2 separate regions of the Mus musculus genome follow, and region 1 is linked to region 2. The links are chromatin loops, found by intact Hi-C in ENCODE. Cell type or tissue: heart. All regions are shown on one strand. Links, peaks and the distances in the headings refer to the core of each region. The heading gives the core; the rest is flanking DNA. Region 1 overlaps Ift80 (intraflagellar transport 80). Region 2 overlaps Iqschfp (Iqcj and Schip1 fusion protein).

Region 1 (12,008 bases), core at 1,770-9,769, 390 kb before region 2:
TAGGTTTGTTAAGCTCTGTGAAGATGTGGAGAAGGCTAATTCTCCCTGCGGGACATTGATTGGGAAACTGAGGCTTGGTGAATAAGTAGTTCTCCAAGGAGACAAGGTTTTCAGGCAAGAGGAACTTCTCGTGTCTCCAAATGTGAAAGAGTACAGCAGTTTTTGTGCAGTCAGTAGACCTTGCATAGGATATTATCAGGGGTTGATATAGACAAGTTATTCACCAAACATGCCCGCTAGGCTGTATGGAAGAGGATAGTTTAGACCTTGAAGATGTAATGCTTTTCTGTGCAGCCCTCAGGGATTGCTGCAGAGTGAGAAAGGCAAGGCTAAGATCAGAGTGTCTTTCTCCTGCAGCCAGAGACAGCCCCATGTTGACTTGGCTTACTGTGAGAGCATCTGCTCTGAGGTTTTGAACCTCTGGCAAAGTGAAGTTAAAAGCCAGCATGGTGTGCTAGTGTCTATAAAGCATCAGGATGGAGGTAGTAACACACTGGGGCTCAAATATTGGAAGTACTGCGGTGATAGCAAAGTAACAGTGATCTAGAGAATGGTAAGCCAAGCCAAGTCACAGGGTCATAGGCTACACAGACAGAGCTTAGCACGGGGCAGCAGTCTGGACTCTAGTGGGGGGACAAGGGTAAGTTACTGATTTTTAGAAGTGACCTATAAGAGATTGGACATTTTGAAATAGAGGTCATTTTGACTCTGAGGTCAGTGTGGGGACAGATTAGAAACGAGATAGAAGAGAAGCAGAGTGCCTAGGCTGTTGGTCTGAATAATGGAGTAGTGCGGAGAGCTGTCAAGGAGTTGGTTCAGGAGAGACGTCTTTGCTATTTGGGAAGAGCCATGAATTCCTTGAAGATAACCCCCTAATATGATGTAAATTGAATATGACATAATATGACATAAATTACTCTAACTTTTTGTTATTTTGATTGATACTTTGTTTGAACATTACAATAATCAAGTTACCCAAATTTAGTGTACATGAGCGCTCTTTGGGTGTTGCTAAAAGGTATGTTCTTGGGCTCTATATTTTAAATTTTATTTTATCTTTTACATTTATTTATTTACTTATATTTATTTTTTTATTTTTTGAGATGGGGCTTCTTTGTGTAGCCTCGGTTGTCCTGGAACTAGCTGTGTAGACCAGATTGGCATTGAACTCACAGAAATACACCTACCTCTGCCTGCTGAACTCCGGGATTAAAGGTGTAGACCACCGCCTCCTGGCTATGAAAGTTTTAAAAGGACTTTTTAAAAAACGATTTGTTTTTTATTTCATGTGCATTGGTGTTTTGTCTGTGTGAGGGTGCCAGATGTCCTGAAAGTGGACCTACAGACAGTTGTGAGCTGCTATGCACGTGCTTGAAATCGAACTCAGGTCTTCTAAAGAGTAACGAGCACTCTTAACACCAGCACTCTTAACTGCTCGAACCATCTCTCTAAGCCCCTTAAGAAGTATTTTCAAGTAGCCTACTAAGCCCAGTTTGTACTGTTCCTATACTGAGGGTTTGGGCGGCTGTCCTCTGCAGCGTGGTCAGCCTCCGGGGGCTCCATTCACAAAGAAAATGGACTCTCCCCGCCTAGAAGCATCGGTGGAAGTGGCTCCTTAGCTAAAGTGGGAGTCCATGAGCCCTGCATGCAGGTTGGAGTGTCAGTTGGCTTGCTCTTCTGCAGACCTATCTTGTGTAGATAACCACAATTGCCTTGTGCCCATTAATGCAGTTGTCCAAGAAGGACTAGAAGACACTGCTGCACTCCAGTCTTCCCCAACTTCTGGCTCTTACAGTCTTTTTGTCCCCTATTTCACAACGGTCCGGAGCCTTTGGGGAAAGGAGTGTTACACAGCTGTCCCATTTGTGGCTGGGCACACCACAGACACTTTCTTCATGTTAGTTAACCAGTTGTGAGTTTCAGCATTAACTGCATGACGAAACTTCTCACAGGAGGTCTCAGAGCTGCACAAAAACAGTTGATGGGTCTAAAGATTTAGGGGGCAGCTTGATGTCTGTTTAGTGGAATAATAAGCTTCCCACTAAGGCCTTTGAGTCCAGAACTGTGGGCTCTTGGAGCCCTAATTGTAATGTGCTTAAGTGAAATCTTACCTTAGGCTTAGACTCTTTCTTGTTCTGGTCATTTTTGTGTAGGGGTTGCTTGAGCGTGCTCCTTGGTCTTGAATACCTAGTTGTCAAGAATCCCCTTTCCCAGCTCCACCTCTTCATGATCTTATTTCCGATCAGAAGGAGGCTGGAAGCTGCTGCTTTGTGGCTCTTAGTGCGGACCGTGGGCCCAGGGCAGCTTTTACAGTGCTGATTGGGAAGTACTTGCTGTGTGATTTTTTTTCCCCCTCCCCTGGAGAAACACAAAACAAACATCTACTCACCCCAGATGACAGTGTAAACAGACCAAGGAAAGGATCCACCCAGGTCGGTCTTGCTTAGCCAGTGAGTTCACTGGAGTTACTTACGGGAGTGTGCTATGGGTGGTCCTCTTCTAGCTTGTCTTTGGTCCATGCATTTGTTTTCCTCCCTTCCCTTCCCTTGTCCCTGTTTAGGGATAAACTCTGGCCAGGGTTGTGGCCAGCCTTTGTGGGGCTGGGGCTTTGTGCATGTCTAACAAGCACTCTGCCAGCTCTGCTCTGAACCCTGCCTATAGCAGTTGACGTTGATAGATACTGTGCACGCATGCTGAGTTTGTATAACATATACCTCAGGTTTATCATAGTAGTATTCTAGCAAAATGAGGAATGAGCATCTGTGAGTAGGAAGCTGATTGGCAGTTGTTCTGTTTTCCTAAAATGCATTGCCTGCAGCTCGTTAAGAATGTGAAAGGAAGCTTGTGCTTAACCGAAAAGGTCTGCCTGCCTGCCTGCCTGCCTGCCTGCCTGCCTTCCTTCCTCAAATGGCTACCAGCAGTCAATTGAGTGAGGGGTGGCAGATGAAGGAGGGAGTAGACTGATCCCAAAGAAACCTAGGAAAGAGGGGAAGAGAGATAAAGAACAAGGGCTTTAGTGGGCTCTCATTTTTCCTGAGGAATCCATCGTTTATACCATACAAGCCAGCGTCAGACACACATGAGGAGACCAGGGAAGATAGGCAGCATCTGTCGATGGTGGCTTGTGGGTGATTCACAAACTGGAGAGGCCACATCAGAGTTCCTGATGGTGGTGCTTTGGTGTTACGGGAGTGCCCCAGGCACAGCCAGCTGGGCAGAGGTTGGATGGTAGCCGTTGTCTTTCTGTTTGGCTATGTCAGGTCATTGGCTGACTGTTGAATACCACAGTGAAGACTTCAGTTACCAGACAGGAGAGGAATAGTCTCTGGGCTAACAGTCTGGAAAAGTCTCTAAATGGGCAGGTGACTGCTGTTCCTATCAGGCAAGTACACAGACTGAATCAGGAGTCTGTTTTCCAGAGTTATTCACATGGTGGTATTGAAATATCCAGTTTTTAAAAGAAAAGAAAAAATGAGTTTTCAAAACACAAAAAACCCTCAAGATATAAGACATACTAAAAAGTGGAATACAATGGCCCATTCTTAGGGGGAAAAAAGGTGACAAAAACCATTCCTAAGATATCCAGCACTGAGCCTGTTACACAGAGGCCATGTGCTCAAAATAATTAAAGAAATGTTGATAAATCAACAGAAACATTTTGAGACAGTGAGCCTGGGTCCATTGTGTAGTGCTTGTTGACTAGACTGGTCTCGGACTGAGCGAGCTCTGCCAGGCTCTGCTCTCCGTGTGCTCGGATTAAAGGCACACAACACCCAACCAAAGGAACCCAATTAGAAGTCTGAAGTTAAGTAGAAATACTCCAGAACTCCGAAATACTATCTTTTCAGTAACAAGTTTTATGCATCTAAAATTGACAAAGCAATACATTTTTGACTCCCCAGAAAATGTGAAAATGGCCTTCCTTTGTAGCACATGGATAGAAGCATTATCCACTTTAGGTTTTCTCAAGTATAATTTGACACTTTGACACAGCTGTTATGCATTCAAGAAAATATAAAATGTTCGCTGATATCAAGCAGGTGTGGTCCTTGCTGCCCATCCTGATGACCTGACTCGGATCCCCAAGACCCACATGGCAGAGGGAGAGAATCAACTCAGTTGTCTTCTCCCCTCCACGGGAGCACCATGTGTGCACACCAAAATAAATAAATAAAAGAACAAAAAGTTAAGCCAGGAAAGAGCATTACTTTTAGCTGTTTATGTATATGTGTGTATCTATGTGTGTGTATGCCACATGTGTGTGGGAGCCTGCAGAGGCCAGAACACTATACTGGGTCCCCTGGAGCAAGACAGTTACAAGCAGTTGTGAAACCAAATGTTCTTAACCATTGAGGTATTTATTCAGCCTGAGATAGCATTATTTTAAGTTAAATGATCAAGAAATGCAAAAATATATATGCCAAGAAAATGAACATTACTGGGTGATCAGTAAAATAAATCATGGTATAAATGAATTGCTTGTGGAATAAAATTTAATTTTTTGCTTTCGTATTTTTCTAGGTTCTATAATAAACTTTATTTTTATCTTTTATTTTTATATTTATTTTTTTATTTTATCTTATAGTTTAACTTTATTTTTATCTTTGATATCTAAAAATGTGATTCAAATTAACATAGTAATTTTAAGTAAACATTCAGAATGTGTTAATGAATTATACTAGTTATTTGACAAAATAGGAAGTAAGGAGAAAACTCCGAAGAGGCGAGGTACTTTTGGCTAAATTAGCTAGCAGTGTAGCTTCTGTGTCAGTAGGGGGTGCTATTGCTTGTGTAGAAGATAACGTTTTTTGTAATTCTCATTTTCTCTGAACTTTCTTCTATTCATTTACTCATCCATTCAATTAAAGTAAATTTAATAATTCATTACCTGCAGGCACTTTCTTACAGCCGTGTGTAACTTTTCCTTGTTAATGATGTATATAGAGTGCAATTTGCCTCGTGTTAAGAGGTAATATGTGAGACGACTCCTAAGCAGCAGTCTTCCATAGAGTGTAAGAACTGCTTCTGTCTCCTTACTTTAAGCCAGCTTTATGTGCATGTTACTTTATGAGTTGAAAATTTTAAATTAGGCCAAAGATTGTACTTTTGAGGATCCTTGCAGTATAATATATGATGTGTATAGGAGTTGTGTAGAAAAGATGCAGTTGTTGAGACTTTCATCTTTGTCTTATATTTAAGTAGGTATTTCTCTGTTGGGAAATGACTTGCATAAACAACTTCAGAGAATGCAAGAAAATTAGTCTTGTCTTTTTCTTCCATACCATAACACTTACAATTTTTTATTCTCTGTTTATGGGTATTTTGCTTACATGTATGTCTGTGTTCCGCATGCGTACATGGTATCCTTGGAGACCATATGAGCACATTGGATCCTGTGGAGTTGGTCTTACGGAGGGTTGTGAGCTGTCATGTGAGTGCTGGGACTCACACTTGGGTCCTTTGAAGGAGCAGGCTGTGCTTTTAACCCCTGAGTATCTCCCCACCCCCAGAGTTAACACTTTGTAGAGGCAGTCTCAGCCAATTTTAAAAAATATTGTGCTTTCAGTGTGGCCGCTTATTCTAAAGAAATTTAAAGTACTTATTACATTTTTGCTTAGTGTGGGAGCAGCTTTGGTGTATTTCTAGAGTTCTGGGGTTAAAACTCCAGAGGTATGTTACAGAGTGAAGGCTCCTCCTGCGCCTTTATATTCCCCGTGTACATTAGCTCAGGGCTAAATGATCATCCATTCTGTTAACCCCACCATCCTGTGCCATCTTGTCTCTGTCACAGGACATGCCACTTACTTCTTACGAGTACCAATTGCTTTTTTATTGCCTTTTACTACAAGAAGTAAAACTGCTCAGGGCACACCAAATGTGGGAGAATCTCAAACTGTGCTAGAGCAATGACTGACCTGTGACTTTAGATTTCTACAGTTTATTGTGGTTGTATGCAAGTAGAAGTCTTTAAACAAAGAGATATAAAGATACAGAGGAATCTTTTAGAGGCCCAGGGAAGATTTAGGTAGGCCTTAGGAACCAAGAAGTAGATTGCTAAGAAAACGAAAAGCATTCCCTTTGTGTCTTTTGTCTTTGCTTCTGTGTGCATATCCAGGGTCTTTTTTTTTTTTTTTCCTGTCTGTTTTTCCCAGCTAAGTGACTTGTGTCCCCCTCCCTCAATGTACATGCTGGAAAGTGACTTAAAATGAACACCCTTTATATTAACGAATGCAGACTACATCAAAAATCCAGGTCCCTGGCTGGAGAGATGGCTCAGTGGTTAAGAGCACTGACTGCTCTTACAAAGGTGCTGAGTTCAAATCCCAGCAACCACATGGTGGCTCACAACCATCCGTAATGAGATCTGATGCCCTCTTCTGGTGTGTCTGAAGACAGCTACAGTGTACTTAGATATAATAATAAATAAATCGTTAAGAAAAAAAATCCATTTCCTAATTTTGCATGTTGGTACCAGGGGAGAGATGGGTAGCCTTGTCTAGGCTAGGCATACAAGCCTGGTGTAATCATATGTTTGCAGGTATGCTGGGGGAGATGATAGGAACACAGTTGGCAGGGCTCGAGTGTAGTAGCCAGGCGAGCTGGTGCCGAGGGCAGAGTCCTAGTCATGGAGAAGGAGGCGGGGCAGTCATTTTTTATCTCAAGCCATTTCAGATTTACTTGAAGTTTTTAGTTTAATCCTCTGAGAAATATCCTATTTATGTTAGTGAATTTCTGACTTTATAATGAAAGACAAAGAGGAATTTATAGTTGCATTTTCATGTTTGGTGTAGAACCAACTTTGTTAGAAACCATAAACTATAAACCACAAAGCAAAAGGATTCTTTTCTGCTGTCTAAGATTGAGAGGCTCAAAAAATTATTCAACTTTAATCCCAGCACTTGGGAGGCAGAGGTGACCTGTCCAGCAGGTCCAGTTATTCGAGGATCTCGAGGGGACCTCCTCCTAATAACCAAATGGGGGGTAGAGAGAGACGAGGGTCTTGTACGAATAACGACACGGAAACCGTTCTGAAGTTGTATCAAGACCCCAAAATGTATTAGCCAGGCCCAAGGTTTAAATACACAAGCAAAAGGGGAAGTGCCTTTCAGCAGGAAGGATGGGGCAGTAGAATTGCACAAGGAAACGGGGAAGTACAGATACTTATCAGCGGGATGGATGGGGCAATACAAGCAAAAGGAGAAGTATTTATCAGTGGGAGGGGGGGGGCAATAGAATTGCACATTCTTAGGTAGTTACACGGGGAAGCAGGAACTTGGCGGTATCAGGGTATCTTGAGGTCAGGACATCCCGGCGCTGAATTAGGGCTGGAACAATCTGTGGTTGTTCTCAGAGCGGTGTGTCGGTGTGTAGGTGGCCCGCTTTTGACCCTCTTTTCTTCTTGGGGGGAGAGGCCCAATTCAGAGATCAGGACAATAGCGTTGCCTTAATGGCTCCCAACACAGAGGCAGGCGGATTTCTGAGTTCAAGGCCAGCCTGGTCTACAGAGTGAGTTCCAGGACAGCCAGGGCTACACAGAGAAACCCCATCTCGAAAAAAAGAAAAAGGAAAAAAATTATTCAAAATTTGATTTCTACTATAGAATTTAGTTTCATTATTTAAAAACCAACACTTAGAGCGTGGAGCTGTTCTTCCAGAGGCCAGCACCCGCACGGTGGCTCACAGCCATCTGCAGCTCTGGTCCCAGAGGATCTGATGCCCTCCTCTTGCTTTTGCTGGGACACTTAGTGCACTGAGCGTGCACACAAAGCACCCGGCATACACAATACATTCTTAAATAAATAAACAAACAAAATTAACACAGCAGGTAGAGGCCGGTATAGAAATGTTCTGTTTTAATGGATTATTCTATGGACTGATTACATTGTTTTATTTCCAAAGAGTTTTATTAGTAAAATATTTTGATTAGCTCATTGGTGACCCAGTCAGCAATTTTGATGGCATTTTTTTGAGGTGGTTAATTTGTTTTATGTGTTTATTTTAGACCTAAGTCTCGACATATAGCCCAGACAGGCCTTGAAGGGAAGATCCTCCTGCCAAGACAGAACAGCTAATAAAGAACACCAGCAGAGTGCAGGAGAGAATTTGATTATAAGGTTGGACAAATAGGAAGAGAATACGGTTAAGCATTCTAGAAACAATTCTGTTACATCTGCAGAACCAAAAAGGAAAAGCATCTGAGATGGTCTGCCAAAATGATAGTTTTCTGCAACACAGAGAACACTCTTCTGTCCTGGACACTTAGCTTGCTGGTTTCTTCACAGATCCCTCAAGTCCTGAAGGGGTTCTACCTACTACATTCTGAAAACAGCAAGGGGAAGCTCACCTGTGCATCTGATACTTTCAGGAGTCAGAATGTGTAGCAACTGTTGGATGATTTTTTTTTTTTTTGTAGTTTTTTAGACATTTTGTGTCTATGGACTTTAACAAAGCAGTTCCTTTAAGGCAGTAGTTCTTAATTTTCCTAATTCTGGGACTCTTTAATACAGTTCTGTATGTTGTGGTAACCCCTCTCCCCAACCATAAAATTACTTTCATTGGTATTTCATAACTATCAATTTGCTATTGTTATGAATTGTAATGTAAAGACCTGACATGCAGGGTATCTGGTATGTGACCCCTGTGAAAGGGTCATTTGACCCCCATCCAAAGGGTTGCAACCCACAGGTTGAGAACCAGTACTTTAAGGCACCAATTCCATTCTTTAATGGAATTAGTGTGTTCCAAGAGAGACACATATTTTTGCCATTGACTTCACTGCAAAACATGTAAATTTCAAAGAAATAAAGCTATAAATGCCCACGAAATACATTCCTTCAAAAATCATCTTAGTATCTTAATATGTTATATATCCCCAGTTTAAAAGTTCTTACTTTTGGGAGGCAATAAATCAATTTCACTCTCTTCTTTTTCCATCTAGTGGTCATATGCTTTAGAGAAACCCAACACTGGCAGCATATTTAACATTGCGTGGTCTATTGATGGCACTCAGATCGCGGGAGCCTGTGGGAACGGGCATGTTGTCTTTGCACATGTGGTGGAGCAGCGCTGGGAGTGGAAAAATTTTCAAGTAACGCTAACGAAGAGAAGGACCATGCAGGTATGATCGTGTTCCAGAGTCCAGTAAATCTGCTGCTTTGCACTAGACAGGGCAGGGATTTATCCTTATTGGTCACTTTTGCCTGTTTATAGACATCCAGTCATGGTTGGAAGTGCCTGACTTAGGCATGACATCAGACCCTTTATGGAAAGCATCTGAATTTTGTAGTTACCGAGCTTAGCATAGCACAGGCAGTGACAGTCAAAGCATTTAGTGAGTGTGATGCACTTGAGGAAGTGCAGACAGAGAGATTAATAAGTCAGGTTTCACACCAGAAGCTGATCCAAGGCAGGCCTAATAGACTATTTCTTTATGGCTCAATTCAATTAATCTTTTTTTTTTTAAATTACCTTTTAAGAATTGGGTAAGGCAAGTTAAGATGGGAGGGAAAGGCCCATTGGACACGCAAACTTTATATGCCCCAGTACAGGGGAACGCCAGGGCCAAAAAGGGGGAGTGGGTGGGTAGGGGAGTGGGGGTGGGTGGGTATGGGGGACTTTTGGTATAGCATTGGAAATGTAAATGAGCTAAATACCTAATAAAAAATGGAAAAAAAAAAGATGGGAGGGAAAGCTTTAGGGAGTTGCTGTAGGGATTTAGGAAGTAAGGAGGAGAACTTTTCTTCATGTTTGCGTTTCTGACTGAGGCCTCTATGACAACGGGCAGATTCACCAGCATTCCGTCATCTCATGCAAGCTTTACATGACATCATAGGTCTGAGGGAGCGCAGACAGCTGTGGAGAATAGGGACAGGGCGAGACGATCTGCTCCAGTGAGCATGGACTGGGGACTCTGCGGCCTGCTGTGTGCAGACCCTGCTCCACATCCCCTGCTTTCAGAGATAGGATGTCATTAAGCGCTGTTTCAGAGAAAGGTCAGAAACTTGCTTAGTCTTACAACTTGCTGAGGGCAAGTTAGTAGGAAAGGCAGAGGGACCTTCTGCTCCTGTGTCCTCCTATTCCTTTGCCTGGGCATATGTAATATGCCAGCTGCCATATTTGGGGATTATTGTGTAGTTCTAAGGTGGAATATTTTATAGTCTAATACATGGAAATAGGATATGTCAGTGGGAGAAGGGAGGGGATGTGTATAGATCAGAGAGCATCAGTGGGTCAGTTGGAAGCATCTAAGGACTGGCTAGGTACCATCTTTTCCATTTTGTTTCTTCAATTAGGCCAGCACTAGCTTAGTGCCTTGTGCAGAAACGTGGTGGCTGCTGTGCAGGGACTGTTGCCCATGAAGCCGCTCTGCCAAAGGAGGAGGAGCTGTCCTGTCCCCTCCCCCTCATCTGTGTCACTTGCTTCTGTCTTGTGTATTCATAGTAATATGGCTTTAATTAAAAGGTTAACAACCTATTAAAGAGCTTTGTTAGCTCAAGTACCAAGATTTTAAAATGTCAATAATATGATCCCCAGACTAAATATTAGATTTAGTAGAATTTTTCTTGGCTTTATTTGCTTATTTTGGATATTTTACTTGGAAAAAAAAATTTTTTTTTTTTTTAAGGAAAGCAGAGACTAGTGTATAGAATCCCCATATCCTTACTATCTAGCCTCAGCTGCAGCTGCAGCCCCGCCCTGTCCCGTGCACAGTCTCACCTGCTTTCCAATATACCCTGAGTTTCAGGCAAATTCCTACATCGTGCTGTATCTGTAAAAAGGTTCCATATCTATACCTTAAACATAAGAGCATCTCTGTTTTAATCTAATCATAATATCATTTTTGTGCACTACTACTACTACTAATTTTTTAATTTTATAAACTGTCTACAAAATGCTCAAATCTTCACGTCTCCTACATGTTATAAATTTAAAGTTTGTTTAAGTCAAGATTCAAACGATTGCAATGGGTTTGGTGCATCATTTAAGTTGGTCTTGGTCTGTAATTTCTTTCTTTCTTTCTTCCTCCCCTCCCCTCCCCTCCCCTCCCCTCCCCTCCCCTCCCCTCCCCTCCCCTCCTCTTTCTTTCTTTCTTTTTCTCTTTTTTTTCCCTGGCTCTTTTTCTTCTTAACTTTGTTTTAGGAAGTCAAATAATTTGTGGCAGAGTTTTTCACATTGTAGACGTCTCAGGTTGCAATCTGTGGAGTGTTGTTTTTGTTTTGTTTTCTGGTGCTAGTGATTGGATCCAGGGCCTCATAATGTGCTGGGTTAGCGCTCTCCTGAGCTAAAGCCCAGGGACTAGCTTGACAGGTCCCTTTTGTCTTCAGAACTTCCTGCGAACTGAAGGTTTATGTAAATAATGGCATATATATATATTTTTTTTTTGTTTAGCTTGGAACCAAAACATGACATTATCTCCAGGACCATAAACTTGCATCGAGAGTTTTAATCTGGACAGAACTATTTTATTCATATGTGCAGGAATTTAGTATTATCAAAATAATTCTGGTGTTATATTCTAGCGCGCTGTCCTGAGAACATAGCCATGCTTCTAAATAGTTTTAATTTGGAAATAAGAAAGACTCACCTCAGTGACTAGGTAAATTTCATGTGATATTACATATGGAATCTTTTAAAGACTATATTGAGTTCAAGTTCTCCTTAGAAGCAAAGTTGATAAATTAAATAGACATGGAAAGTGTTTTAATTTATAAAGGGTTTTACACTGTCTGTGACTGTAGAACATCACGGTTGTTGAGTTGGACCCATTCAGTATTCTTGCTTAGTACTATCCCTTATTTATCCACTGCATGTTTATGAGTTTTAACACTTTCCAGGTGCTAGGCTAAACAATAAGGAACACAGCACCAAATAAAATAAATTTGTTCTCTGTTCTCATGGCCCTCCTAGGTTAGTGTCTAAAAACTACTCCGTATACAAAGTAATACAAATTGATTTAAGGCGAGAAATTAGAAGAAGAAATTGACTGGTTTATGTAAAGTCAGGAGATA
Region 2 (12,008 bases), core at 2,288-10,287:
ACACACACACACACACACGCATACACACACTCACACACACACACACATACACACACACACACACACACGCATACACACACACACACACGCATACACACACTCACACACACACACACACACACACACACGCATACACACACTCACACACACACACACACACGCATACACACACACACGCATACACACACTCACACACACACACACACGCATACACACACACGCATACACACACACATGCATACACACACACACACTCACACACACACACACATACACACACACACACACGCATACACACACACACACACACAAAAGTAGGAGAGAACAGCCCACACAAAGTCATCCACTGAGCTACACACACTCACACACACACACACTCACACACTCACACACACACACACACACACACACACACACAAAAGTAGGAGAGAACAGCCCACACAAAGTCATCCACTGAGCTACATACACTCACACACACACACATACACACACACACACACACACACACACACTCTCTCTCTCTCTCTCACACACACACACACACACACACACGCATACACACACACTTTAAAAAATTAAGTCTTCAATTGAGTACCAGATACTGTGCTGTGTAGCCATACTTCTAGTACTGAAGAAGGTGAAGTGGGAGGACTATGTTTGAGGTCAGCCTGGGCTACACAATGAAATCTAAAAACAAAGAGAGCCGAACACTTGAAACTTTCCATATTTCATAATTAGATGGGACTTCCAGAAACTATTTAATCCAAAATTGTTGCTTGGCAGTTAGATAAATCTAGGCCTAAGGATGCTGTAACACACCCACTAACAACAATAAACAAACAAACAAACAAACAAACAAGAGTATCCAAATAAAGAAAACCAAGAGAGGAACACTGTTTTCCAGTTCCTGTCAGCCGAGGAGTCTCTAGGTACAACAAGGCCGCTTTTGCCTGATGGAGAGACAGTGTATCCACAATGCGAAGCTATGAGGGGGTGGAGCTGCTGAGAGGTCATGAAGAGGAGCCCTCGTGGAAGGGGCTCATGCCTTCTTAAAAGAGACTCCAGGCAGTCAGTCGCCTTCCAAAGGGCACAGTGAGAACTGAGCTGTCTGTCAATCAGGAAGCAGGCCCTCACCAGACACCCAACTTGCAGTGGCTTGAATGGCTTCTAGAATGACAGAAATAAAGTCCTACTGTTCAGAAGGTACGTGTAGTTTGCTGAAGCTGGCTCGACTAAGACAAAGGTGCAGTAGGACTCAGCGGCAACCAACTCACCCGCACTGGGCCAAAGCAGGCCCAGACCAAGATCAATGTGGCTTCACTTAAACCTCATCCAAGGTGTGTGTGTAAGGAAGAAAAGTTAGAGCACGTCTCACTTAACATCCATGTTTATGCCACTATGAAAGAGCTGTGTTTTTAAAGCTCAGAAACAGCTGTTCTTTTCCCATTGTGGCAAATAGGAGAAACACAATACAGAGCTGGTTTTAAATTTGTTCTTAGATGTAATTTTTTTATTTCATGTGTCTAGGTGTTTATTCGCATGCACATCTGTGTACCACATGCGTGTAGGGCCCATGCAGGCCTGAAGAGGATTAAATACCCTGGGGCTGGAGCTACAGATGGTTGTGTACTGCCTGTGAGTGCTGAACCCCAGGTCCTCTGAAAGAGCAGGAAATGCTTGTCCCTTCTGAGCCCTCTCTCCAGCCCCAGAGAACTGCTCGGAACCTTGGCAACCAGTCACATTCACAGGTCATCAGAAGTAAACCTGGGTCAGGGACTGATGTGCAGAGAGCACAGGAGACTTGCTGGCATATGCTACAAGAGCAGATTGTTTCCTTTATATGGGTATATGCATTTCTTAGCCTTACTGAGTAAATATTAAGATTTGTGCATTTTATTAAATATAGTATTTACCTCAAAGAGGTAGAAAAAAAGAGCTAGTTGCATATGTGCAACTAGCCCATATAGATATGTGTGTGTTAATATATATGTATATATGCAACTAGCTCATATATATGTGTATATATATATATATATATAAAGCTCCAGTTAGGTCTATGCAGGCTAACATATTTACAGGGACACTTGCTGATATATGAACCGTACGCTGAGATGAGTCAAACAAATGGAACGAATTGATGAATGAGTGGAGGGCAAGGCCACTGCAAAGCTCTGACAAAGCATGTTTCGAAAGACATCAATTGCAGAGTCTTAAAGTGGTAAGTAAGCCATCATTTGTAAAAGGCTGGAGACTTATGGGCTCTGAGAAGAAACTAATATACGAATTAGGATTCGTGAAGCAAATTTCCACTTTAAAATGTTCACAATGAAATGTTAGGGGTCGGGGAGGAAGGAATGGGGCACAAGGCAGATGAGCAAGGCATCTGAGTGTCCCTCACAACAATGGAAAGCAGCCAGGTGCTTTGTAGACTTGAGGGATGTGACCTCTTAGGATGATAAAAGAAAAGAAGTCAGGAGGAAGTTTAATCCTACGAACCTCAGAGTCTGTTGGTGCCCAGTGTCGGGGGGGGGGGGGGGCACAGCTCTCTGTCATCACTGGTGCCCAGCCTAGTGACAAACCTTTGAAGATGCTTCACAATGCAGCACTCCTTTCCCAACAGCTTCCTTGATTCCTACAATCTTGTAACTAAAACCAAGTCCTACTGGGTACAATTCAAAGCAGGGTTTCTACCCTCAGGGTTTGGTAAGATTACACCACACAGATAACTGTATACCATATGGAGTGAGCCAAATGCCTCCAAAGAGATTTTGTATGTATGTTCACTAGGAATTGAGAAGAGGAAGAGAACTCTCAATGAAGGTGAACATTTCCTTAGAGCTTGGATCTCAACAGGCTCAATGGGACATGACTAATCCTGACACTGAAGAGACTGGGGGCAGCCTGGAATATCCAGCAAGTCTTTATCTTAGAAACTAGCAAGAATACACACACACACACACACACACACACACACCACACACACACACAAAATACGAAATAAAAACCCAAACTCTTTCTCTTTCTATATGAAAAAGGGTTGCCTGGTGGTTGTGTTGGCTTTGAAATACCACCAGAGAAATGATAGTTAGCTGCATTTAGAATTTTCTCCAGAGCCCCGCAAAGGAACACAGCTCAGTTAGCATCCTGACTTTTGTCAAGTGAGACTCCATTCAAAGTTTTTAAGTCCCTAACTGCAAGACAATAAACTCATGGATCTGTGTTGACTTAAGCTGACTTGTGATGATTTATAATTGCACACATTCAAAACTAATCTTTGGGTAAAAGCCCACAGTTTTAGGGCAAGAAGCCATGTGGGATATGGTTAGCAAGGTGAGAGAAAGGTGAACTACCATGGAAGGGTACAGGAGAGAGAGGAGAGCTGTCAGTCATTTATCTGCTTCAAATGCTTCAGAAGTAGAGAAGAAACACAGCCAGAGCCACATGTTCTGAAAGGGAGGAAGGTATCAGCTATTCTTATGAAACCGTGAGCAGTCCAATGCTAGGGCTAGAAAGCCCTGGCACTGTGGGTAAGAAGTTGAGAGACTGAGGGAAAAGAGCAGTTTGCAAACACTCTTCTCGTCCATTCAGAGTAGCCGAGTGGTTCCATGAACATACAACAGAACCTTGTTGGTGTTTCTTAGTGGAAGACCAGGGGCTAGAGAGGTGGCTCTGGGGTTAAGAGTACTGGTTGCTCTTCTAGAGGACCTGGGTTTAACTCCCAGTACTCATGGTGTTGATAATAACTGTCTATAACCCCAGTGCCAGGCACACTCAAACATGTAGGCAAAACACCCTTACAAACCTAAAAGAGACAGACAGACAGACAGACAGACAGAGAAACAGAGAATGACACACAAAAAGACACACACACACACACACACACACACACACAGGGGGGGGGGGGTTGGCATCAGGGATGGAAACAGCCAGAAGGGAGAGTATGATGGGTGGGAAGTAACAGAAAAGGCCAGGTACTAGAAGAGCTGATAAGGCACACCTGGCATGTGTTCATTCCATTTTGGAAATGAAGACATGAATATTAGGTTACACAGAAGTGCTGACTAAGGAGGATGCTCTGGTGGGTATGGATACAGACGGTAGAGTGGCCCTGCTGGCAGCTGGCGGCTAAGGCCTGAGGGCTAGAGGGAGAGCTGAGACGCTGGGCAATTGTGGGAGAACCTTGTCCAAAAGATTTCCTAGGGGGTTGCTGTGCTCCCTGAGAACTCTGGTACAAAGCGGAAACAAAGAGGGTAGCTGACACTCCTAGGGTGTGTTAAGTGGAGGTGATGAACAGGCAGCAGCTAACAGAAGAAAAGTGTTCGAGTTAGACAATGAGTAAGCAAATAGATGCAGATTTCATGAAATATATTCAGTACTGTGTTAAACCTAAACGCAGTGGGCATGCTAAACGTAGGAAGGGATGGGAAGGCTAAAGAGCTGCTTGCTACCCACCCCTAAACCTTATGCACACTGTATAGCATGTGTATGGGGCACTCAGTGCTCATTACATTCAAGGATGGCCCACTGGTCACTCCTACTCTGCCCAGTTTGTACTCTGCATGAGAGGTGAATAACATAAGAAGTCAGAGGAAATCGCCTGTGTCTCTCTGATAAAGCAAGTGCTTGCCACTCACTGGCAGATGCCTTTTGTCTAATTGTGAATCATTTCAAAACCTCCACTCCAGGTGCACAGCCTGATGGTCTCCCAGGTGGTCTGCGGGGGAGAGGCTGGGCCTATGAAGACTGCATAATCCCAGACATAGGCAGCCTGACCTTGCCACGGCCCTGTACCATCTCCGAGGTCACCGCACGCCACACCTCTTTGTTGTCTTTGCATTGTGATGTAACTAGATTGCTACTTGAGCATCTTAATTGGGGCTGTGACTTCTGGGATGAAGACCTTTGTAGAGCACTTGCACACTATGACTCTGTCAAAGTCGCTCTCCCTGTTTCAGAGGAGGGCAGGGGACCCAGAAGACACTGGCAGTGCAATAATTCTACACCTTTTTCTCCAGCAATGTTTAGAAGACCAGGAACTGGAAGTTGGAGAAAAATAAATATAAGATGCATTATATTTCTTACAAACAAGATGCTTATAAATAATGCAAAATAACTTGCTCCCAAGTTTGACTATTCTGTCTCTGGCTTAATGCTTTCTATTTTAGGCTACACTGAAAATACCTTCCTCAGAAAATTAGTGGTGTGAATCAGTGGGACTGATTTTTATTTTGTACAGTAGTAGAGTCTACTTTTAAAACTAAAGCCTAAATGCAAAATGACTAAAAAATAATAAAGAAGTTTTTATGAGGAGAAAATTAACTTGAGCCCAGGCTGTACTTCGATGAAAACATGCAATTCTTCCGTTACACACAGATATTTGAAGGCATCCTATTAAAGATGTCCATTATAGTCTTATTCCAATTAGAGCCGACATTTCTTTTTGCATTTTGCTCTGTTGTGTCTTATCAAAAGAACACCATTGCAGGGAGGCAAGCAGTGGTAAGTGGAACCAGTTCTCAGTCATGGTGCATGCTGCAGTCTCCGGAGGATTATTCGCTGAGTGTATCCAGAAGCTCAGAGGCAGGGGACAGAGTCTTACTCATGGGTGACTTACTGACAACTTACAGTGATTGCTTACACTTCTTATAAACAAGGTAATAAAAGATAGAACACGGATATTTGCAACAGGGCATCAGCCTGTAACAACACTTCCTCGTTTGATGGGCTGAGCATTCTCTTGTCATTGTGCAAGCCGTGCCAAGCACAAGCGCCTGGCTTAGCCTGGCAGTGAACCAAGCCTGGCTTCTTGGGCAACTCAGATCATTCTTCCTGCCTAGAGACTCACAGGCATGAAGTTTTCAGAAAGGCTGGCACAGAGCAACCGTGTTCACAGTCAAAGGCATATTGACTAGTTCAACTACCCGAGAGCCCAGCAAGGCTAACTCAATCCGCTGATGTCAAAGAAGGAGTGGAAATACTTTGCATAAATAAGAAGGGCATAGACTCACCATGATACGGGCTAAATGCTATATTCTTCTTACCATTTCTTCATAGGCAACTTTTCTATCAAGTCCTACAGGTAATCTCATTTCTATATGTATTCAGGATTATTTTTACATTTTCATATTTTAATTTCCAGTTTTATGTTTTGGGGACTCGAGGATGAGGTGTTTAGCACATCATTATAATAGGTGCAAATTAGTCTCTAAAAATACCTGCTGCCGCCCTGGGTTTCTATAGACACAGTTTGAAACTAGGTAGTGTTATAGCAGCACTCTCCCTGCAGAATAATGAGACAGTTATATTTCCACAGGAACTGCCAAGGCACCTGTTTACGGCACAGTCTTATGGTTCTCCCCAGTGTGCTTTGTGCCTAAGGCAAGATGAAATTTGCATGCTGTAGAAAATTAGCAGCTGATGCATAGGTTCATGATGCAATGTCTACATGGTTTCTCCTTGAGTTGTTTATATCTTTAATGATGGTTTTACCTGAGAGAGAGAGAGAGAGAGAGAGAGAGAGAGAGAGAGAGAGAGAGAGAGAGAGCAGGGGATGGGGGGAGAACTAATGAGGCTTTCCAAATTTCCAAATAAAATCAAACAGGTTTTCCAAGAGAAGCCTGGGGTAGCACCAAGTATGTTTGTGAATGCATGCTAGTGCATACAAGGGGTGTGTGGAAGAAGGGACACACTTCCCCTTTGCCTTCTAGGTCTTTGAGTAGCCCTGATAATCTTATCTATCAATATAGGTACATTTACATAAAGCACTATGTGGAATCTCTGATGATGATGATGGTGGTGGTGGTGGTGATGATGGTGGTGGTGATGATGACGATGAAGGCTATTATTTACTCCTCTATACTGGGGTGGGGGTGGGGTGGGTGGTTGACTAAAACCAGTTGGAAAGGTGACCTCTAGTGGACAATTGTGTTTATTCAATTAGTTTCAATTAGTAACAATAACAAAAAAATGATCCTCAAAGGTAAGCTATAAATCTAAGTGCTGTCTTAATGATATCTAAAAGAAACAATAATAACATAAGCACGCACATTCTCAGTAATGTCAGTTAAGAATATATAGGTTACAGCAATGTTAATATGTCCAAAGCTACTACTCAGGCCATTCTTCAATGGTTCTACAGTTGATACAAACCTTGGACCTGGATTCAAAGAACTATTTGGAGTTCATGGGCATTCTTACCTACATAGTACAAAGGCAGCCCGGGTTACATGAGACCCTGCCTCAAACCCAAACTAGAGCTATCTCTAGGCATGACAATATATATTTATTTGGTCAACTGCTTCATATCTAAGGCCCTCTATTTCTTAATGTGCAGAACAGGTTGATTTAGACATTCTCCGCTGTCTTCTGAGGGCTATGGGATGACTGTGCTTTCAAGTCAAGTTGATTTTTATAACCTGAGTTTTCCAAATTAGCAATATAAAATTCATATCACTGTCTATGCTTTATGCAGAGCATGGGGTGAGTCAGAAAAATCACAAGACTTCAAGCGAAGGTAAATTTCATTAAGGTAAAAATCGGTTACTATTTTGTGTGTGTGCCTGTGAATGCTGTGTGTGCATACATTCCTGGATATTAGCAGAGGCACACGTGTCACGGCACTGTGGAGGTCAGGGGACAACCTTAGGTCTTGGTCCTTGCCTTTCACCTTGTTTGAAGCAGGGTCTCTCCTTTCTTGCTCTCTGTGATGTACACAGAATTTCTGGCCCATGAGCTTCTGAGGTGCTTCAGTGAGCACCTCTCGTTCTGTTGTAGGAGCACAAAGATTACAGCTACGAGTTCCCAAGCCCAGCTTTTACATGGGTCTGGGAACCTGAACATGTACCTTACATTTCCAATGCTTTACCCACTGAGCCATCCCAGCCTCCAGTTACTATTTTATCACCACGGTGGAACATAATAATATATAATTAAACTATTAATATAATCTCCAAGAAACTATTATAACTCATCAATGATCCTTAAATATACTTTTTTTTTTTTTTAATGCAGGAGTACTCTTGAAACACTATTATTTACCATGGATGGTGCCCAAGAGTTTCCTCAGGGACATTCTGTCAGCTTTTGTAGGACCAGTTAAGCAGTGACATGGACTGGGTTTGCAATCCTTTGCAGGCTCCCGGCCTCACTGTGAGACACTGCACTTACGTTTTAGCCTAGAACAAGCACTGGTCTGGAAGTTTCCCTAGTGTGTAAGGAGGTAGCCAGAAACACATTGAATGATCTAATTAGCTCGCTTAACGTAAAGCGACTGAACAAAAGTTCTCTCCTGTTTTAGAGGCAAGTCTTCCCAGGGTGTTAAAGTGCTGGGGAGGAAAGGACGGTGTTAGGAACTGAGCTGAAGGGTGAACACAGAGGAGGGCTGATGTCAGCCCCGACTGTTCTGAAGTATTTAAGTGAATCAGGACATCAATCCCAACTCCTCCAAAATCCAAATTTAAATCAGTTCTCCATTGAGAATGGCAAGGCAGACTCTTGCAGATACACAACCTGGGCCCCCAAGATGCTCACGTGTAGAAATTGTCGGGGCTTCTTCATTATTTACTAACTATGCTAAGACAGAATGTAACATCCCAGAACGGAACAGCCTCAGTTTTGTGTAGATAACCCGTGATTCACCTTATTCTCCTGACTTGATAACGTTTTACTTCTTGATTTAGTTCCCTGCTTATAAAACATTAAGGGCTGGCAGCCTTACCCTTTCAAATTAAATACGCTTCTCAACCTATAACAGATGATGTCACAACTCGACTTAGTTTGAACTCTCACTTCCTGCATCTTAAAACTTGTCGCTCTCACCAACTTCACCTCCAGACTTCCTTTTGCCATCTCAAAATCTCGCTCACTCCTGCAACTTAGATCTCAAACCTCCCCCCACTGCACTAAAGGCTTGGTTACCAGCTTCTTGGAACTGATAGATCCTTTAGCACGTAATGGAAGGAAATTAGGTCCTTGGGAAAGAGCCCTCGAAGGGGATATTGGGATCCTGATCTCTTCCTGTCTCTTTCCTCCTTGCATCCTGAGCACCACGAGGTGAGCGGGTCTCCTTTGCCTTGGGTTCTTATCCTAATGTGCTTTGCTGCCACGGGGCCGAGTAACCATACTCAGAAAACTTTGAAAATGTAAGCAAAAGGAAAGCTTTCCCCTTTGTAAGTTCACTTCCTCAGGCACTGTGTCAGAGCAATGACAAGTGAACTTACTGAGCTGTAGGCCACTAAGTGGTCCAGGAAAAGCCATGCTTGCTTCTGCTCAGGGTCTTCACACAAGCTGCTGCTTACCCTGGACTCTAGGCCCCTACCACACAAGCTGACTTTTGTTTGTACTTAAAGTGGGAAGACCTTTCCCTAGCTCCTATTTTAAATCAGGTTTTATTAGGTTTCTTCCCCCATATCTCAGGACAACATTTAACTATTCAGTCACTTTGAAGATGTAGAGTGTTGATTGTTCCATGAAACAACTGCAGTCCTATTGCTCAATCTATAATCCTACATCTAGCATCTCGCAGTACCAGACATACAGTAGGTATCAATGAATATCTGACTAAGCTAATGAACACAAATCCCAGGAAGTCTCTTACTTGAGGGAAGGGAAGTGCCCATAGCAGTGCCATGGCTGTTATTACTGCAGTATGGCCAAGCTGTCCACGTGGCTACTTGTTTGTCTGAAGTCAGCTGAAGCTCACCTGGGAGCCAAAAGGCTGACTGCCAGCTTGGAACTAAGCCTGGGAGGTATTTTGGCCACAATTCCCTCTTCGTTTTGAGCTGTGGTGATGGCAGGCTCTAAGGGCCCCCCTAACTTTGCAGATCTACCTACTACAGGGCCAAGACTGAGTGTACCGGCTGGACCGAAGGGCAAATAGTTGTTTGCAGGAGCTCAAGTGAGTTTAACAATTACTAATCTGCAGTAGTCGACTGCTCCTGATTCAATATCTAATTAATAAGTGGAAAGAGATTAGTTAAAGGGTCCTCCTCCTCTCCTCCCTGGTTTGCCACCCTATGGGATATATTTTTGGTTTGAAGGGGTAGCCTGGTAAAATAAGCAACTGACTTACTGTTGCAAACTTGCACAGCCTCCAAAATCATACTGATAAATAAATAAAGTCAACTTTCATCTTAGAAGAATAATAAAGTACCCTAAGTGACTTTCTAATCAAGACGAAGAGGCCAGTCTGAAGACATCCTGGGCTTATGAAAGACGGATACTTTTATATTTGCCTGCTGACTTTGGAAATTTAGGGCATGTTTTAAAGGGATATAAAAATAATAAAGAAAGAGAACAGATTAAGTGTTGAAACCAAAGTAAAACCTACAGTTTAAACTGTGGCTTTCCCTAAAACTTTCTAATGTGTTATAGAGATAGTGAGCATAGCTCATGTCTCTCTGATCTGTATTCTCTTTCTTTTCATGGTGTGCATGCCTGTGTGTGCGTGTGTGTGTACACTAATATGATAGACAGGAATTCATATCAAGTACCTTCCTTAATCACTCTCCGCCGTAGTTTTGGGGACAGTGGCTGTCACTGAGCTTGGAGCTTGCTGATTAAGCTACACTGGCTGGCCAGCAAGCCCAAGGATCAAGCATCTTCATCTCTGTGGCATGGATTATAAGAGAATCTGGCATGCATGGTTTTAAACCTGAGTTTTAGGGGGCCAGGTTCAGGTCCTCAAGCACTTGGCTCTCCGAGTCATCTCCCCGGACCCCTCCTCCACATTACCTCTGTAGAAAACGGTTCTTATCCTCGCCACAGTCCTACCAGAAAGGGATCACACAGAACTACTGAGGGTGTCGTCCTCATTGTCCAGGTGGTATGACAGATTAGTCATGGATCTGTGTTTGGTTCAGCGAATGCAGACCTGGCCGGGCTAACTGAAAGCTCTGTAGACTCTTTGTTAACATCTGTCCACACAATCTCAGCTCGATGGCTACACCTGGGGAGGGACTCAGGCATATCCCAGGTAGTGAGTAGGTTAGGATTCCATCTGACTGTATACACGAGGTCAGGCTGGTATGTGCTCCTGCACAGCTCAGCTCCTGTTATCTTCTTGAGATAACACGCTACAGGAAATCGATGTTTCTTGTGCAAACAAGAGAGCTCCCAAATCCAGGCAAGAAATGCTCTGGAGAAGGGATTTAATGCTCTGCTGTGACTGGCAGCTCACTCAGGCTTTGCTTTTAGTTCAGAATAACTTAAAGATTTTTCAACTTACTGGTACATGCGAGGAATGATATCAAATCTTTCGGAAGGAGACTGGAGTTCTTCATTTTGAAAAAAAAAAGTGTGATTAAATATTGGAGTCCATCATAAGATTTAGTATACACTCAGTTATTTTCTCATTTACAAATGATGTGGCAAAGGTGCTTTTCATTGTTTTTTAAAACACCCTTTGTCTTTGTTATTTTCCTGTTGCTGTGGAGAGACACCATGACCAAGGCAACTAATAAAAGAAAGCACTTAGTTTGTGGGCTCATAGTCCCAGAGAGTTAGTCTATGATCTCCATGGACGGAAGCATGGCAGCAGGCATGGGACCTAAGATGTAAGCAGTACCTAAGCGCTTACATCTGAACCGCAAGCACAAGGCAGTGAGAGAGAGCTAGCGGAGAAAGCCCACCCACAGAAACGCACCTCCATCAAGGCCACACCTCCCAACCCTTCCTAAGCAGCTCTACCAACTGGGGACCAAGTATGCAAATACAGGAGCCTGTGGGGCCATTCTCAATCAAGCCGTCATACCTTTCACCACTAAACATATGAATAAAATGATAAACTGAATTATCTAGCTGCTCCCACGGTCGTGTCTTATCACTTAGGTATGCTTTTAAATTTTATTCATTCATTCTTTCATATGTGTGTGTGTGTGTGTGTGTGTGTGTCCATCTTCTTTTCTGTATATGCATGCTTGTGTACAGGCACCCTCAGAGGCCGGAAGAAGGTGTTGGATCCTCTGGAATTGGAGTTACAGGTGGTTGTGAACTGGCTTATTATGTGGGCT

Evidence for each region. Peaks named below come from ENCODE experiments on the same cell type or tissue, not always from the same donor. Only the 100,000 strongest peaks of a DNase experiment are listed, where the experiment ranks them.
Region 1: it touches region 2 in a loop (7-fold over the local background); 1 of 42 quality-filtered maps calls a loop at or near these places.

Annotation. Positions count from the first base shown.
Region 1 is chr3:68,947,464-68,959,471 of GRCm38, reverse strand. It overlaps Ift80 (intraflagellar transport 80), which reads left to right. Exons shown (of 20, transcript NM_026641.2): 9 at 8,939-9,118. Among named protein-coding and RNA genes, the nearest start is that of Ift80, 51 kb to the left of the region's middle. In heart, for the core only: a CTCF peak has its summit at 4,770 (motif pointing right); no DNase peak of the experiment used is centred there.
Region 2 is chr3:68,557,942-68,569,949 of GRCm38, reverse strand. All of the region lies in intron 5 of Iqschfp (Iqcj and Schip1 fusion protein), which reads right to left. The region is part of intron 2 of Schip1 (schwannomin interacting protein 1); the gene reads right to left. Among named protein-coding and RNA genes, the nearest start is that of Gm22073, 16 kb to the right of the region's middle. In heart, for the core only: a CTCF peak has its summit at 6,927 (motif pointing left); DNase peaks (open chromatin) are centred at 5,779 and 9,719; H3K27ac peaks cover 246 bases.